Regions from separate parts of the Mus musculus genome. Here region 1 is linked to region 2. Evidence: chromatin loops called from intact Hi-C (ENCODE). Cell type or tissue: heart. All regions are shown on one strand.

Evidence for each region. A loop is a pair of places that touch in the nucleus more often than their neighbours do. Peaks named below come from ENCODE experiments on the same cell type or tissue, not always from the same donor. Only the 100,000 strongest peaks of a DNase experiment are listed, where the experiment ranks them.
Region 1: a loop joins it to region 2, with 2.2 times the contacts of the local background. A loop is called at or near these places in 3 of 42 quality-filtered maps.

What each region holds. Positions count from the first base shown.
Region 1 is chr2:168,077,139-168,085,138 of GRCm38, reverse strand. It overlaps Pard6b (par-6 family cell polarity regulator beta), which reads right to left and starts at 4,135. Exons shown (of 3, transcript NM_021409.2): 1 at 3,780-4,135. The coding sequence starts at 3,845. It overlaps Gm39990 (a long non-coding RNA gene), which reads left to right and starts at 4,413. Exons shown (of 2, transcript XR_867010.1): 1 at 4,413-4,639; 2 at 5,379-6,727. In heart, no CTCF peak of the experiment used is centred here; a DNase peak (open chromatin) is centred at 4,398; H3K4me3 peaks cover 3,885 bases; H3K27ac peaks cover 4,271 bases; H3K27me3 peaks cover 1,396 bases.
Region 2 is chr2:167,901,014-167,909,013 of GRCm38, reverse strand. No RefSeq gene overlaps it. Among named protein-coding and RNA genes, the nearest start is that of Ptpn1, 27 kb to the left of the region's middle. In heart, CTCF peaks have their summits at 156 (motif pointing left), 3,879 (motif pointing left) and 6,698 (motif pointing right); no DNase peak of the experiment used is centred here; H3K27me3 peaks cover 418 bases.

The sequences.
Region 1 (8,000 bases), 180 kb before region 2:
GCTTGCACTGACAGCTGGGATCACGGTGTGTGTGTGTGTGTGTGTGTGTGTGTGCGCGCAGTACAGTTGATATTGTGTTTGCCCATGAGTAGCAATTAGGAAGTGGTGTGTCCCCAGACCGTTTCGAGGCTGTGGGGCCAGTGTCTTGGCTGTGGTGGAGATGCAACCAGGCCCGAGTATGGCGGTCAAGCTCCACTGTAGTAGCCCCTGCCCTTGAGACCAAGGTTACCTAAGGACATCAAAATGATTACAGAGAACTTTCTGGAGAAACAATCAGGAAGATAAATCAGTTACCAAAGAAATCACCCAGCTGCTGGCATCACACCTCTAACTAGAACCTTATTTACACTCTCCATTATTCCTCCTATCTGTACCACGGCTCCCTTCCCAGAGCAAAGACGATAAAGCGGACACTATTGTTTCTTTCTTTCTTTCTCTTTTCAAGATAGACAGGGTTTCTCTATGTAGTCCTGGCAGACCTGGAACTCAGAAATCCTCCTGCCTCTGCGTCTACATTCTGGGGTTAAAGGTGTGTGCCGTCCCTGGCTGACGCTACTGTTGCTATGAAGGAGAGCCTACCTATGACCTACACACTCTCCAGTTCTGGTTAGGATCGCCTAACTGTGATATTACAGAACTAACCCTGGACCAGCAGATGGTTCAGTAGGTAAGTGCTTGCTGCCAAGCCTCAGAGCCTGAATCCAATCCCCAAGACCCACGTGGTGGTGAGAAGCAACTTCCTAGGGCTGTCCTCTGACCTCTCCACTCCCACTGCGGAACCTGCGAATCCCCACACGCCCATCATGCCAAGTAAATGATCAGAACATAGTGGAAATTTAAGGGAGTTTTTACTATTCACATAGCATAAACTGAAATTATTTTTTTTACAAACCTGAGCTAAGGTAGGACTAGCAACACATGACTTTACTCCCAACAGAGGCAGCCGGATCTCTGAGTTCAAGACCAGCCTGGTCTACATAATGAGTTTTAGAACAGCCAGGGCTATGTAGAGACCCTGTCTTAAAAAACAACAACAACGGGGGCTGGAGAGATGGCTCAGTGGTTAAGAGTACTGACTGCTCTTCCAGAGGTCCTGAGTTCAATTCCCAGAAACCACATGGTGGCTCACAACCATCTGTAATGGAATCTGATGCCCTCTTCTGGTGTGTCTGAAGACAGCTACAATGTACTCATATAAATAATAAATAAAACTTTAAAACAACAACAACTACAACTACTACAACAAAAGAACATGCAGTGCTCTTCCAGAGGACCCAAGTTCAGTTTCCACCCATGTCTGGTAGCTCACAAGCACCTGTAATTTCAGTCAATTGAGCTGACGCCCTCTTCTGGACTCTGTTGGCACCTGCATTCATGCACACACATAAATGTTCTCTAGGACAGTCAGGGCTACATGGAAGGAGGGGAAAGGGTGGGGGTGGGGAGCCATCTCAAAACCCCACAAAGCAGGGTGAACAAACTCTGGCCTATGCTGTCTGTCTGTCTGTTAACAGACACACAGCATGGCAGCATTTCCCGAGTGTATCTTCTGACTGCCCTGCTTCTGTTTAGAGGAGGGCTCACACTAGAAGTATGGTATGGCAGCTGAAATAGAAACCACACACCTTGGACAGAACTATGTAAAATATTCAAAAATCAGTAGATGAAAAAGGAAAACAAAAAGCTTGAAATTCCAGTCCACAAGAGCTTGGTTTCCTTCCACCAGAGACCCACTCCTATCTAACTTATTGGCACACCTAGAATCTCTACTCATTTTTTTAATGATTAAAAAAACATGTAAAGGCTCACTACCGAGATCAGGACCATAAAACTGAGTGTTGGTATTATGCAGCATCACAAGTGGTTTTCTTTCCTCACCTCAAGTCCCACAAGCCAAACTACAAAGAGATGCCAGGAGAAAGCTTGTGTGTTGACAGCTACAAATGGTTAGAGAAAAAGACAGACATTTCTGGAGTCAGTCATCTCCCTATACTAACAAGTCACTTTATTTGCTGTTGTGCAGAACCCAGCCAGGAAGGGTGTGTTCCTTAAACTATCATACAGTTTTACTCTAAAACAATTATGTGTATGCCGGCAGCTCCGTCTATGTATGCCATGTGTCGGTGCCATGGGAAGCCAGAGCACCAGATGTTCTGGAACTGGAGAGAAGGCTCGGTGGTTAAATGCAACACAGCTCACTCAGAGGCTCTGGGTTTGGGTCAGCGCCCACAAGGTAGCTCACTATTTTAACTTCAGGTCCAGGGGATCCGACTTGACTCCCTCTGGGATTCTGGCTTCCTAGAGCACCAGGCATTCAGGTGGTACACAGACATACAGGCAGGCATTTATACATGTAAAATAGTAAATTTAAAGAAAGTTACAGGTGTGTGTTGCTCGGCAGGGGTGCGGCGAACTGAGCTTGGGTGTCCTGCAAGAGCAGCGTACATTCATAAATGCAGTGCCATCTCTCTAACACCAACAGTCCTGTTATTATTACACAGACCTGTGTTTCAATCTAGTTCCTATCTGATATATAAATTCCTCCCACTCCTCCATTAAGACTGTGTCTGGCACTCTCTAGTTCTAGTCTCAATAGTTAGAGGAGATTACAAACAAAACAACAAAGCAAAAAAACAAAAAGAAAACAAACAAACAAAAATCCCCCCAAATTAAAAGCAAATGTAGATCTGTGATTCTTAGTTACAGAACTTTGCTCTCAAGCCCAGGAACCACAAAGGCTCCAGGTAGCTTTCCTCACTCACCCCACTTCCCGGACCGACATTCCCCCAGGGGTCCCTTAACCACCACGCTTCTTATTTTTGCAGTGGGTGTTCGATACACCGCTCCTTCTGTGTGTCTAGCCACAATTTTGCTCTAAATTCTCACGGTCAGCAATGCCCTCTACCACCGTTTTACAAGTTGCTCAGTAAAAAGCCATCGGCAAGACCTGGTCCTACAGCCGAGTTTGGGGGAAGTCACACCCTTTAAAAGCAGGGTTTCTTATCATTTCAGAACTCTCCGAGAACCAGGCTACATAATCCTGCCCCTCCTGGCCGTTCAAAGTCAGGAGAAGCTTGGCGACATGTTCCGGTGGCTACGGATCACCTTCAGATTCCATCTGAAAAGCCCCTTTTGGAAGACGGCATTCTCCAGCTAATCCCCACGGGCTACTCTGCTCACCCGGCCTTGGGATTGAGGAATCCCACCGACACTGAAGTCACTAACAGAAGACTGGCAGATCCGCCAAGGGGGAAAGCATTCCGAATGAAGAGTCGGAATGAAAACAGCAGCGTCTCAAATTGTCAAGCGCAGCACCAGAGTAAGGCGATAGCGCTAATTTCATAGATTAGACGCATACCAAAGTTAGGGCTGGAAAAAGAGCTCTCCTCCACTCGATGTACCCCCGAGCCCCAATAAAAGGTTATACGAGAAGACAACAAGGTGTTCCGAAAGCCTCTGGCTCGTGCCCGGGGTGAAGGGATCCCCCAAAGTTATCCCATCACCTTGCACTGGAGCGATCCTCATCCCACCCTAAAAGCAAGGCGGGAATATGAAGGATAGAAAACAGGGGCTGTGCTGCGGAGCAGACGCAAACGCCTCACATCGCCGCGCTCCACCAAGTTTCTCTCCTACGTGCTTCGGCCAGCAGCTCGCCCTCCGCCCGCGTTCCCACAGGGGCAGCCGAGGTCCACCATCCCGCCACTCTGCGTCCTCACGGGGCAGCCCCGCGTCGACCATCCCACCGGCCCTCGCCCCCGTTGCCCCGCCCGGCCGCGCACCTTGCTCTTCACCTCCATGGTGCCCAGGCAGCCGCTGCTCGCCCCGTGCCGGTGGCCGCGGTTCATGCTGAGTGCCCGGCCGCCGGCGGCCTCGTCGGGGGCCGGCCCTCGGGAGCGCGGGCGGCGGGGCCGCGGAGCGCGGGCTCGGGACTCGAAGCGCCGCACGGCGCCTCGTCACGGCACCTGCTGAGGTCCTCCCCGCAGCGCAGTGCCGGCTGCTCCGCGGCGGCCTGAGGGTCGGACTGCCAGTGCAGCAGGCGGGGACACCGGTCCCTCCCAGCGAGGCTCGGGGGCGGCGGCGGCCGCGGCGGTGAGGAGAGGGCGGAGCACAGCCCTACAGCCGCCGCAGCCTCCCTTATCCGCTGCCTCCCCCGCGGACGCGCGCCCGCGCGCTCGTGCACCGAGCTGGGCCGCGGCCGCGGCACGTGCGCGCGCTCACCTGCAGCTTCGGCGCGCGGCTTGCGCTCCGCCCACACCCAATGGGAAGCGCGCACCTGCGCCCGCGGCGTCAGCCAATCGGCACGCAGCCTGCGGGGCTCGCGCGGCCCGTGGGCGGGCCTCGTGGTTGGGAAGCCCCGCCCACAGCCCTCGCGATTGGTCCTGCCTTGCGAGGGAGGGGCGGGATCACCTGAAGCTCTGGGGCCTCTCTGGATTGAGCCGGGGGAGCAGTAGGACGCATGCGCCGGCTGTAGAGTTTCCGCCCCGAGAAGGCGATGGGGAAGGCCGGCCGGAAGCGCGAGCGCACCTGGACTGCCGTTCAGGAGGGTGTGTATTTTGCGCATGCGCGCGAGCGTTTTCGCCGGCTGGGTCGGGTCGGGAGCGCCCGTATCTTTAACGCGCCCTAGTCACCTGCTTGGAATGTGTGTACAGCCGTTCCCTTGCCGTGATGATGTGGGGTGACTGGGCATCTGGGGCCCCTCTTCGGCCTGAGCCCCCCCCCATGCTGCGGCTTCTTGGCGGCCCCCTGAAACTATTGTGGAAAGAGTTTCAAGTTTTCCCGCCTCTGCAGCAGTCATTAGAGGGAGAAGCTTGGGGGTCGGGGGTGGGGGGATGTCTAGGCCTGGAAACTGCACTTTCGTCTCAATCAGCGCTTCTCAACCTGTGGGCTCTTGACCCCAGGACGACTCTTCCTCCGGGGTCACCTGAGACCTAAAACACAGATATTTACATTGCGATTCATAACAGTAGCAAAATTACAGTTAAGTAGCTAGGAAAATCATTTTATGGCTGGAGGTCATCAGAATGCGAGGTCACAGCATTAGGAAGGTTGAGAACCACTGCTCTAGATCTTCCCTGTCCCGAGGGTGCCCTGGGTATCAGGAGAGGACCAGGGAGCTGAGGCCTGCGATGGTCCCCACAGGCCCTGGCTCCCTGCGGGCCTCACCATCCGCCCTCTGAGGCTGAAGTCGTCTCTCTGTGGAGCAATTTCTTGCCCGTTTGTTGTTTGCACCAACGCCAGCCTCTGGGCTGTGTTCTGTTCCCCCAGTGACCGAGCTGTGTCCTGGGGTAACAACACCAATTCCTAATCTCTGAGCGCCCCACACTGAGGCTGCTGCCTCTCTCTCTGTTTTGTTTACCCATTGGTCTTGCTGGTGCTAGGAGAAAAGTGAAAGTCTCCCTCGACGACCCTCCTACCCCACAGAGGGCTGAAGAGCTAGCTGATCAGGGGCCTTCACTCCTGCCCACTCTCCCCTTGGACCACAGAATCTAACATCTTTCCGCTGTGATGGGGTTCAGCTTTTCTATTTTCCTTCGTGCACGTGCACTTGAAACAGCGTTACTCTATGTACAATGAAAGCTACCCAGTGGCGGGGATACCCTGGCTTTGCTCAGTTGTTTGTTCACCCTGGGAGAGCCAGGCTCTTGTCATGCGCTCATGTATGTATTTGGGGACAAGAGGAGCCGAATCTGTGGCTTCTCCAGGCTACACCCTGTAGCTTCAAAGATAAGAAGCCCCTTTCCCCTTGAACGAATCTCTTCACCAGCTGTTGGTAGGCGATTTTAAGGTTTCCCTGGCCATTCTGGGGTGGAAGTCCTGGAGAGAGAGAGAGAGACTGTCCCTCAAGCTGAATCTCACACTGCCTTCCCAACCCATACCTGTGTGGTGGAAAGAAGATTTGTGGTTTTGAGGGGCAGCCACAGGCCCAGTACCCTGGTCAACAGCATCAGCCCAGCAGTTACAGCTCTTTGGGTCCCAGGACCCCTGAAACTAAACATTACAGGGAACCTCCAAGTTTGTGAATGCCTATGAGTGTTTATTGTATTGGAACTAAACCAGAAACGCGTTTAAAACAATGCACAATACATATTCCAAGCAGGTAAAGATGATGTCATCATTTGTCCTGTCTTTTGCGGAAAACTCCATCATCTGCTTCTGAGACAAGGAAGGTGAGATGCGACGCCTTCATGAGAACAATATGACTTTGGAAATTCCCCTAGCGAGGTTTCCAGGTGCCAGTGGACCCGTGGGCCACTCTGAAAACCGATGTGCCAGAAAGCACAGGACCTCCAATCTCACCTTTCTCCTGCCTCTGCCCTGAGCGGGTCACACCTTGAGAACTGTGGACCTGTGGCCCCAAGTCTGTGTGGATGATGGTTGGGTGGCTGCTATTACTGCTATCGAGACTCCTTTATCAGCTGCTTTGAGGAGGAAGCTCATGGGTGCCAATGCACCTGCGTGGGCCCTGCATTCCTGAAGCTGCCGTCACATCCGCCCTCCCCTCCCCCCGGGTGTGGCATCCCTCACTACCTGAACTTTCCTTTCTCGAAGGGAGGGAGGGCCAGGCCAGAGCTTCCTGGATCTCTCCGGCAGATCTGCTGCAAACCAGGGCTGTGTAAGAAGGGAATGTAGAAAATAGTTTGCCTTTGATAAAGGTGCTGCGGGGGAGGGGAGCCTTGTTGTCAGCTTGGCTTAAGAAGCCTGAAGACCAGAGAAACAGTGTGGATTAGCTCTTGGCTCCTGCCTCTTTGGTTTAGAGACTGACTTGTAACCTCCGTTCTCCCCATCTCCTCTCCCTGCCCCCAAATCCTCAAACCAGAGCTGATCCGGACTGACAAGCCCCCCCCACCCCCCCACCCCCCCGAGAAGCTCTGAGAATTAGTGTTCAGTGGGTTGAGAGATAAGTCAGTTAACAGCCTGACCCGGCTCTGTAAATTACAGGCTCCTGAGATGGTGAGTCTGGCTCAGGTCAGCAGAGCTCTGCACCCACACACCGCCATCCCACCCCCACCCCCGAGACCCCTTGGCAAGGGTTACAGTTTCACTTCATCATGGTCTTCTAAGTTATAAACACTCAGCCTGGCTTGATGGCTTAACACTTGTAATCCCAGCACTCAGGAGGGTGAGGCAGGTGGATTGCCTACATTCAGGGCAATCTGGGCAACAGATCGAGACTCTGTCATTAAAAATAAGGGCTGGACCTCATTTGGTGGTGCACGCTGCCGAACTTCCAGCCAGAGGTAGACAGATGTGTGAGTTCCAAGCCAGCCAAATGACTGATCTGACACTACACAGTCTGACAACCCGAGTTCGGACCCTGGAACCCAGAAACAGACTCCCACAAGTTATCCTCTGACCTCCACACAAATGCCTTAGCATATGCACACCCACAAGATAAATATAAACACACACACACACACACACACACACACACACACACAAAACCAAAAAACAGTCCAGGCATGGCTTAGTTGGTCAAGTGCTTGTTGTAGAAGCACAGGGCTCTGAGCTCCATCCCCAGAAGCTATGGGGAAAGAAATCAAGTCCTGGTGGTAAACTTTGTGATTCCAGCCCCAGGGAGACAGGGATGGAGGATTCCTGAGAAATCAAGTCCTGGTGGTACACGTGTGTAATTCCAGCCCCAGGGAGACAGGGACAGAGGATCCCTGAGAAATCAAGTCCTGGTGGTACACGTGTGTAATTCCAGCCCCAGGAAGGCAGGGACAGGAGGATCCTGGCGCCTGCGCACTGGCCAGTCCGCCTAGCCCCGTTCATCTCAGAAAAAGGTGAACAGCAATGGAGGACTGGCCCCTGAGGCTGTCCTGTGGCCCAAATAGGTGCACACACCCTTAAGCACACCCGTGTGCACACGCACGCACCAACACTACAGACCCACCCTGTTACATTCTTTAGAAATGTACCCTGCATGGTGGGAACAGTTTGTAAATTTCCACGATTTTTTTTTTTAAATTAACATTTGACATGGCGATCTTCTTCCTCCC
Region 2 (8,000 bases):
AAACATTTCATTAAAAGAAAAAAAAAAGAGGGGGGGGGTGCTGGAGAGATGGCTCAGTGGTTAAGAGCACAGACTGCTCTTCCAGAGGTCCCGAGTTCAATTGCTGGCAACCACATGGTGGCTCACAACCATCTGTAATGGGATCTGATGCCCTCTTCTGGTGTGTCTGATTCAGACAGTGTTCTTGTATGCATAAAATAAATGAATAAATCTTTGAGAGAGAGAGAGAGAGAGAGAGAGAGAGTTGGGTGTGGTAGGGCACATGGATAACTCTAGCACTTGAGAGGCAGAGACAGCAAAGCAAATATGAGCCAGCCTGGGCTACATAGCAAGACTGTTTCACAAAACCAACATCAACACCAATCTGCCAAGGCATCTTCCAAAGGAACCAGCTGCCTTCATTTCCGCGTAAGGGAGAGGTTTCTCTAGCTCACAGCCCCGGGTCCCATGGATCACTGAGGGAGGTTGAGGCAGCAAGAACTTGAGGCTGCTGATCACATCAAATGCACAGTCAAAGAGCAGTGACTTGGTAGACACAGGCTAGTGTGCTGCTGGTGGTCTCCTTTTCATCCAGTCCAGGACACCCAGGCCAGGAGACAGTCCCTCCCGCAGCAGGTAGGTCTGCCCACGTCACATACCTAATGAAGCCAGTCTCACATAGACAAGCCTGCAGTCCCACCAAGTCTAGATGACCCCTCGATGAGATTCCCTTTCGTGTGACTCTGGATTGATGACAACTACCACTAGCCATTTACAGGTGACCTTGGCCACTCCTCCAGCACCATCTGGGAGTCCTCGTGGGTCTGCCTGAGTTTAGTGTATCATTTCAACCACCTAGAAAGTAATTCACAGGCAAAAGTCACCATAGATACATCTGCCACCCAGACTCCATTTCCTGAGTGACTGAGCCCATTCTCTGGCCGCAGTTGTCCATTGGGTCTTACCACAGGACCTTTGCACGTGCTGTCTACACTCAAGCATCTCTTCAGGCCTTCTGTGTGCTGATGTCACATGGACTTCATCTTAAAGACAGTTCCTCGGGGACCCAGCTGGGGTCTGAGCCCTTGTCACCTGTTTTTATGCTCTCCTCTGCCTTTCTCTGATCTCCCGAATCTAGCTGCTTGATGCTGCTCTCTGTGCTTGGCATGAGCCCTCAGGGCCAGAGTGTCTGAGAAGTTCTCCATCTGTGGCTATCACAGGTGCTTAATAAATATGCTTAAATGAGGTCGCTCCTTAGAGAGGATTGATCACCCGAGGACACCGGAAGCTGCTCTCAGTTTCCATCTCCATGACTTGTCAAACGTCATTTGTGGGAGAAATGTGTTAGAAGAGACACAGGAGGAGGAGCGGGGAAGAGGGGCGTGCAAGAAACAAAGGAGGAAGGAGGAGGGAAAGTAGGAGGGGAGGACAGGGAGAAAAGAGGAGAAAGAGAAGAGTTTCGGAGGGGGGAGAAAGTGGGGAGGAGAGAAGGAGGAGAGGAGGGGGGATCCTGGGTGGAAATTCTCAGCCTTGCCCCTTCACTCTCCTGTGCCTCAGCTTTCTCATCAGCAAAATGGGAATCACACCATGAAATTCACTGTGTCTGCCATGCCAAGAGCCCCGGTGATCTGCAAATGGCAGTTTCTTGCCTCTCTACCTGTACTGGCTAGTTTTGTGTCAACTTGACACAGCTGGAGTTATCACAGAGAAAGGAGCTTCAGTTTGAGAAATGCCTCCATGAGATCCAGCTGTGGGACATTTTCTCTATTAGTGATCAAGCGGGAAGGGCCCCTTGTGGGTGGTACCATCCCTGGGCTGGTAGTCTTGGGTTCTATAAGAGAGCAGGCTGAGCAAGCCAGGGGAAGCAAGCCAGTAAAGATCATCCCTCCATGGCCTCTGCATCAGCTCCTGCTTCCTGACCTGCTTGAGTTCCAGTCCTGACTTCCTTGGTGATAAACAGCAGTATGGAATTGTAAGCCCAATAAACCCTTTCCTCCCCAAGTGCTTCTTGGTCATGATGTTTGTGCAGGAATAGAAACCCTGACTAAGACACTGCCTCTTCTCTTTTTTTCCACTCTGCAGACCAGGCTGGCTCTGACCTCACAGAGAGATCTGAGTTCCTCTTCCTCCCAAGTGCTAGGATCAAAGGTGTGCATCACAATGCCTGGCTCCTGCCACTTTCTGGCTAACAGGTGGCATCAGCCCCCTTACCCATAATGTTTTTTGGTTATTGTTGTTGTTTAAATTGTATTTAGATGGTGTTTTGGTTTTTCTTTCTGGCTGTTGGGGTACAATGGCCTAGAACACAGAAGAAAAACCTTTTCTTCAGTCTCCTCCAGCTATGGGGGTGATGTGGGGTCTATCCAGTGTGGAAGTTCCCTCAGCCCTGACCACCAAGGCAGGAGGCTGAGGTCGGGTTACTACCATAATTTGCCCAATATCCAGGCACCTACCTGCCTTCCACAGCTTGCTACTCTCCCCACTGGAGGAAGGGTTTTCTTCCTATCCCTTGAGTGGACAGTAGGCTCAGGGAAACCCTACCAAGGTTCATGGTATGATGTCCTGGGGGGAAAGAGGGGGTCTAAACCAAGCCAGATGTCAGCTAGATAGAACTACAAAGACTCTCTGTAGGTGTTTGAGGCAGGGTCTCAACAGGATCTCACTGGCAACCAGGCTGGCTTTGAACTCTCAGCCCTCCTGCTTCAGTGCCCCAGTGTTCAAGGCTGTATGTGTCCTCTCAGCCTGCTGTAGTTCTGTCTGAAAGAATAGCGTGAAGCCGGGATCACTCAGTGAGCAGAGTGCTTGTTCCACAGTATGAGGACCTAAACTGGGATCATCAGTGCCCACAGGAGAAAGCAAGCATGGGGGTGCATACCTGTAATCCCAGTGCTAGAGTGACAGAGACAGGAGGATCCCCTAGGCAGCCGGCGTAATTCAATGGGTGAGCTCCAGGGTTAGCAAGAGATCCTGCCTAAAAAGTAATGTTGGGAGCAATTGTTCTCTGTCATCCACGAACATGCGCCCACAACCCCCACAACCCCGCCCCCCAAACACACACAAGCACGTATGTGCTCAGGCATGTACACACACACACACACACACACACACACACACACAATCAGCCTAGGCCAGGGTGTTTTCCATTAACATTCTCCTGCTCTCCGTTTGGGACCCAGGCTGTGTTCCCACATCCTTAGCCTGGCTGCGCCCACCCCGAAGGCATCAGTCGGTCACACCCTCGCAGGGGCTCCTTTGTTGCATTTCCTAGAAAGTGACTCTCACTGGAACAGAGTCCCCTGGTGGCTGGCTTTTGAGTCTCTAGCCTGAGGTGCCCCTGCTCCTGCTGGGAGGCTTTCTGGGAAAAGTCACTTGAAGTAAAAGTTGGCCCGAGGAAATCGGTTTGGTTCTACACTTGACTTTGTTAGAAGATGTTATGGAGGAAGGGGGCGGCTGGGGGTGGGGTGGGGTGGGGTGGGGTGGTGGTGGTTTGTGCGTAAAGAGTTGCTGGGTGAGCAAGAAGACCTGAGCTTAGATCCCCAGAACCCACACAAAGCCTGTCTGGGATGGTGAGCCCATCGCCGCAGCCGTCCTATACAGAAATGGGAGTGGAGACAGGAAGGGCTCCAGGGCTCTATTCTAGCGCACAGAGCAGCAAAGGACAAGACAGACACTGGAGGTTGTCCTAGACTCCCACAAGTGCACTGTGGACACATACTCAAACTGGAACACAGGTCTGTGCATTTATAGACACAGAAATGTACACAAGACTCAGAATTGGGGTTGGAGAGCCGGCTGGAGAGCACTTTTTCTTTCGGAGAACTGGCTTCAGCTCCCAGCACCCACAACCCTCCGTAATTCAGTTCCAGGGGATCCGACGCCCTCTTGTGTCCTCTGTGAATACTGCACCCATGCAGTGCACAGACATTCAGGCACCTAAAATTAAATACATCCCAAATAAAAGTTGCAAAAGACCAAAATTGTCATCTTTTGTGATTCTCTCCACTTCCCAGTGTGTCAGTTCAAGTTGTCTGCTGACTCCCGACCCTGCGTCTACAGCCTTTGCCTCCTGCTAGAACCTGCCATTTTCTGGTAGAGAGTCATTTATTCCAGGAGTTTTTTGTCTCTCAAAAAATTCCCGTAAGCCTCCGCTCCAACAAGGAGCGTGTAACTTAGCACCAGCCAATCAGAGGGTTCAAAACACAATCACTACGGTGATTGGCTTAGGGTGGCCATATGGGATTAAACTGGTCCAATCAGAGCTCATCTTAGGGTTGATCGCCAATATGGCATGTTGGGGCTAGGTTCCTAACACTGTTTCAAAGGACACACACACACATGCACACATATATACATATACACACACATATACACATATATATATACACACACACATATATACATATGTGTACACATATACATATATATGTGTATGTGTGTGTGTGTGTGTGTGTGCATATTTATTTCTCACCAAACACTGCTTGCTTTGAGCAAAGTCTACCTTTACAGTCATTTTTGCTTGTTTTAAAACAAAATCTCAGCCTGGCAGGTGGATCCCAGAGTTTGAAGGCAGCCAGCCTGGTCTCCAGAACACGTTCCAGGACAGTCAGGACCACACTCAGAAACCTTGCCTAGAGAAATTGAAACCTAAAATCAAATTAAATTGTAGTCTGGGGGCTGGGGAGAAAGCTCATAAGTAAGGTGCTTGCTGCACAGGTGTGGGAATCTGAATTTGAGTCCCCGAACGAATGTAAAGACGGTTGCAACTGAGCCCATCTGTTCTGCTGTGGGCAGAGGGGAGGCAAAAGGACCAGTCCTACGAAGGCTCTTGGCCCAGATAGCCTGGCACATGCAGCAGTGAACAGGAGACTCTTAAACAAGACTGAAGGGAGAACTGACCCCCAAGGCTGTCCTCTGACCTCCACACAGGGGCTGAGGTGCTGGCAAGTCAGTGGGACATGGGAGGGTCCCCTGTCCTGGATTGCAACTCCTTCAGAGCCCTGCAGTCTTGTTGCCAGCGCTCTGAACTCTGCCTCCCAGTCTAAGGTCTGTGAGGGGCTTTCGGCTAGGGGTGAAGGCCTGGCTGCTTGCTATCCTGGGGTTGCAGCAGCACAGACCCTATAATGGCTCCTCTGCGGGGAGTCCTGCACTGAGGTCCCCCTTTATCTCTGGACTACCGGTACTGCTGGCATCCAAGCTGGTTGGTCGGTGCTGGGGCCGAGGCCCGCTGTGCTCGATCTTAGGTGAGATGCCCGAACCTGCCCTGGTTCTGCAGGACACTCCCAGGACACTCCCCAACTCCCAGGGCACAGTTGCTATTTTCAGTGTCAAGTTCAGTGTCAAGGGTGCTCTGTGGGTCCCTCCCAGCTGGCTTCTGGAGAGATCTCTCCAGCCTTTTATACTTCCAGGAAGCCTAGTTTCTCCCCAGAAACTAAGGAAATAGGAATTTGCTCAACATCTGGATAGCCTTTGGGTGAATTAAAAAAAAAAATCTTTAATATTTCTTTCCCACTATTCAGCAGACAGGACAACAACTGAAGGCTGAGATTTCAAGAGTGGGGTGTGTTTGGGGTGGAGTGTGGCCAAGCAGTAGAGTGGGGGGTGGGGCTTAGCGGGAGAGCGCCTGGCCAGCATAGAAGGCTTTGGGGTTCCCTTCCAACACCTCTGTCACCAGTACAACACAGAAATCCAGGGCTAGGGAGATGGCTGCACCCACAAGCATTTGCCATACAACCACAAGGACCGATGGATCTCTGGTACCCGTGAGCTATGAGAGCTGTGGTGTGAGCTTGCAGTCCCTTAGCTAGGAAGGCAGAGGCAGAGGGATGGATCTGTGGGACCGGCTGGCCAACCAGTCCAGCAGCCAGGGAGCTCCAGTTCACTGAAAGACTGTCTCAAAGGTAAGGTGGAGAGCTGGAGGGGAGGCTGAGAGCAGGTACAGCAGAGGACTGTGTCCATGGTCCCCAACCACCTGCAACTCCAGTCCCAGGGGATCTGACACCTCTGGCCTCCAGGACACCTGCCTGCCTGTAGACACACCCACCCATTCCACTCTCTTCCAGAGAGGCTTCCCACAGCCACCCAGTCAGCTCCTTCCTGGAGCTGGGGAAGAAGAAAGCTCTGTTTCCTGTAGTTTCCTCCACGGAGGTTGGTGGCCAGCAGCCCTAGGAGAAGGCCTAGGATGATTCCATTCTCACTTATGCAGGGAAACCATACCAAGCAGAGCATTATGAGCCGAGGCAGCCAGAGAGGTGGGGATTCACCAGGCTCAGTCCTGGTGTTCCTCCCCACGGAGGCAGGTTTGGGTCCATCTCTTGCACATTTGGCTCAGTGAGGCCACTGCAGGAGGCTTGACCTGACGCTAATCCCTCACACCAGGCCGAGGCCACTCTGTCTCTTGGGCCTCAGGTCACAATGTGCATTTTCTTAGTGGCCACTCTTGTTCTGATACAGGGTCACTTGCAGCCCAGGCTGGCCCTAACCTTGAACAACATCTGCTCTTCCTGTCTCCACCTCCCAGGCGCTGGCACGGCAGGCATTTCAAGTACTATGTCGGGCCAGCCACACTCTGGAATGGTATGACTTGCTGATCTTGAGAACAGAGCCCATGTAGACTCAGTTGCCAAAATAACATTTAATTATTGTTATTATTATCGTGTGTGCTTGGGTGTTTTGCCTGCACGCATGTGTTTACAATGTGTTCAGTGCCTGCAGGGGCCAGAAGAGGGCGTCGGATCTCCTGGAACTGGAGTCACAGATGGTTGTTAACTGCTATGTGGGTCCTCTACAAGAGCAGCAAGTGCTTAAACCTCTGAGGCAGCTCTCCAGTTTCAAGACAGCATTTTAAAAATAACTTGAATGAGGCTTAGAGAAAATGACCCCATCTCTCCAGACTTCACCTTTCCCTCTCTGAAATGGGCACAATGATGGAAGTTATTTTATTTCGTTATTTTATCTTCTTTTTGTTTGTTTGTTCTGTTCTGTTTTTTGGGTTTTTGTTTTTGTGTTTGTTTGTTTGTTTGAAACAGGGTGTCTTGGGCTGGTGAGATGGCTCAGTGGGTAAGAGCACCCGACTGCTCTTCCAAAGGTCCAGAGTTCAAATCCCAGCAACCACATGGTGGCTCACAACCATCCGTAACAAGATCTGACGCCCTCTTCTGGTGTGTCTGAAGACAGCTACAGTGTACTTACATATAATAAATAAATAAATCTTAAAAAAAAAAAAAAAAAGAAAGAAAGAAACAGGGTGTCTTTATGTAGTCCTGGCAGTCCTGGAACTTGCTCTTTAGATTAGACTGGCCTCAAACCCAAAGAGATCCTCCTGCTTCTGCCTTCATGTGCTGGGATTAAAGGTGTGTGCCACTACACCTGGCTCAGAGCTAGTTTGTGTGCACGAGTATGCATTGCTGGAGATGGAGCACAGAGCCTTATGCAGTCTAGGTAGGAGATCTGCCACCGTACACCTCATGTTTTGTTTTAAAGTAGCATCATTGTAAAGTATATAAAGTGCTTCACAGGAAGGCAGAGGATTTGAACATTTCAATGGTCAAGACTATGTATTTCTCTTCCAGAAGGATCCATGCATGTTCAGTTCCCAGAATCTGTGTCAGGCAGCTCACAACTACCTGTAACTCCAGCTTCAGGGGACCTACTACCTCTGGCTTCTGAGGACACACACATGCATGTGCACATACAAACACACCTTTAAAAAAATAAAGAGCATCCCACAGATCTGTGGAAAGAGCAGTACTGACCCTGGGAAATTTCTCCTCTCTCCACCTGAGGATGCCTCCCTGACTGCTGTCTACCCCCCCAATGTGAAGTTTTCACTTTTCCCAGAATCTCTTGGAATAGCAGTGTGCATTTCACAGACGCTTGAGAGATGTGTTGGGTGGGAGGCTTGGCACCATGCTATCACGTTTTCATTTGTGTGTGTGTGTGAGTACACACTTGTGAAGTAATGGGTGCTGTGCAACATGTGATGCACAAGATGTTTTAGCGATTACAGGATGTGTGCACATGCT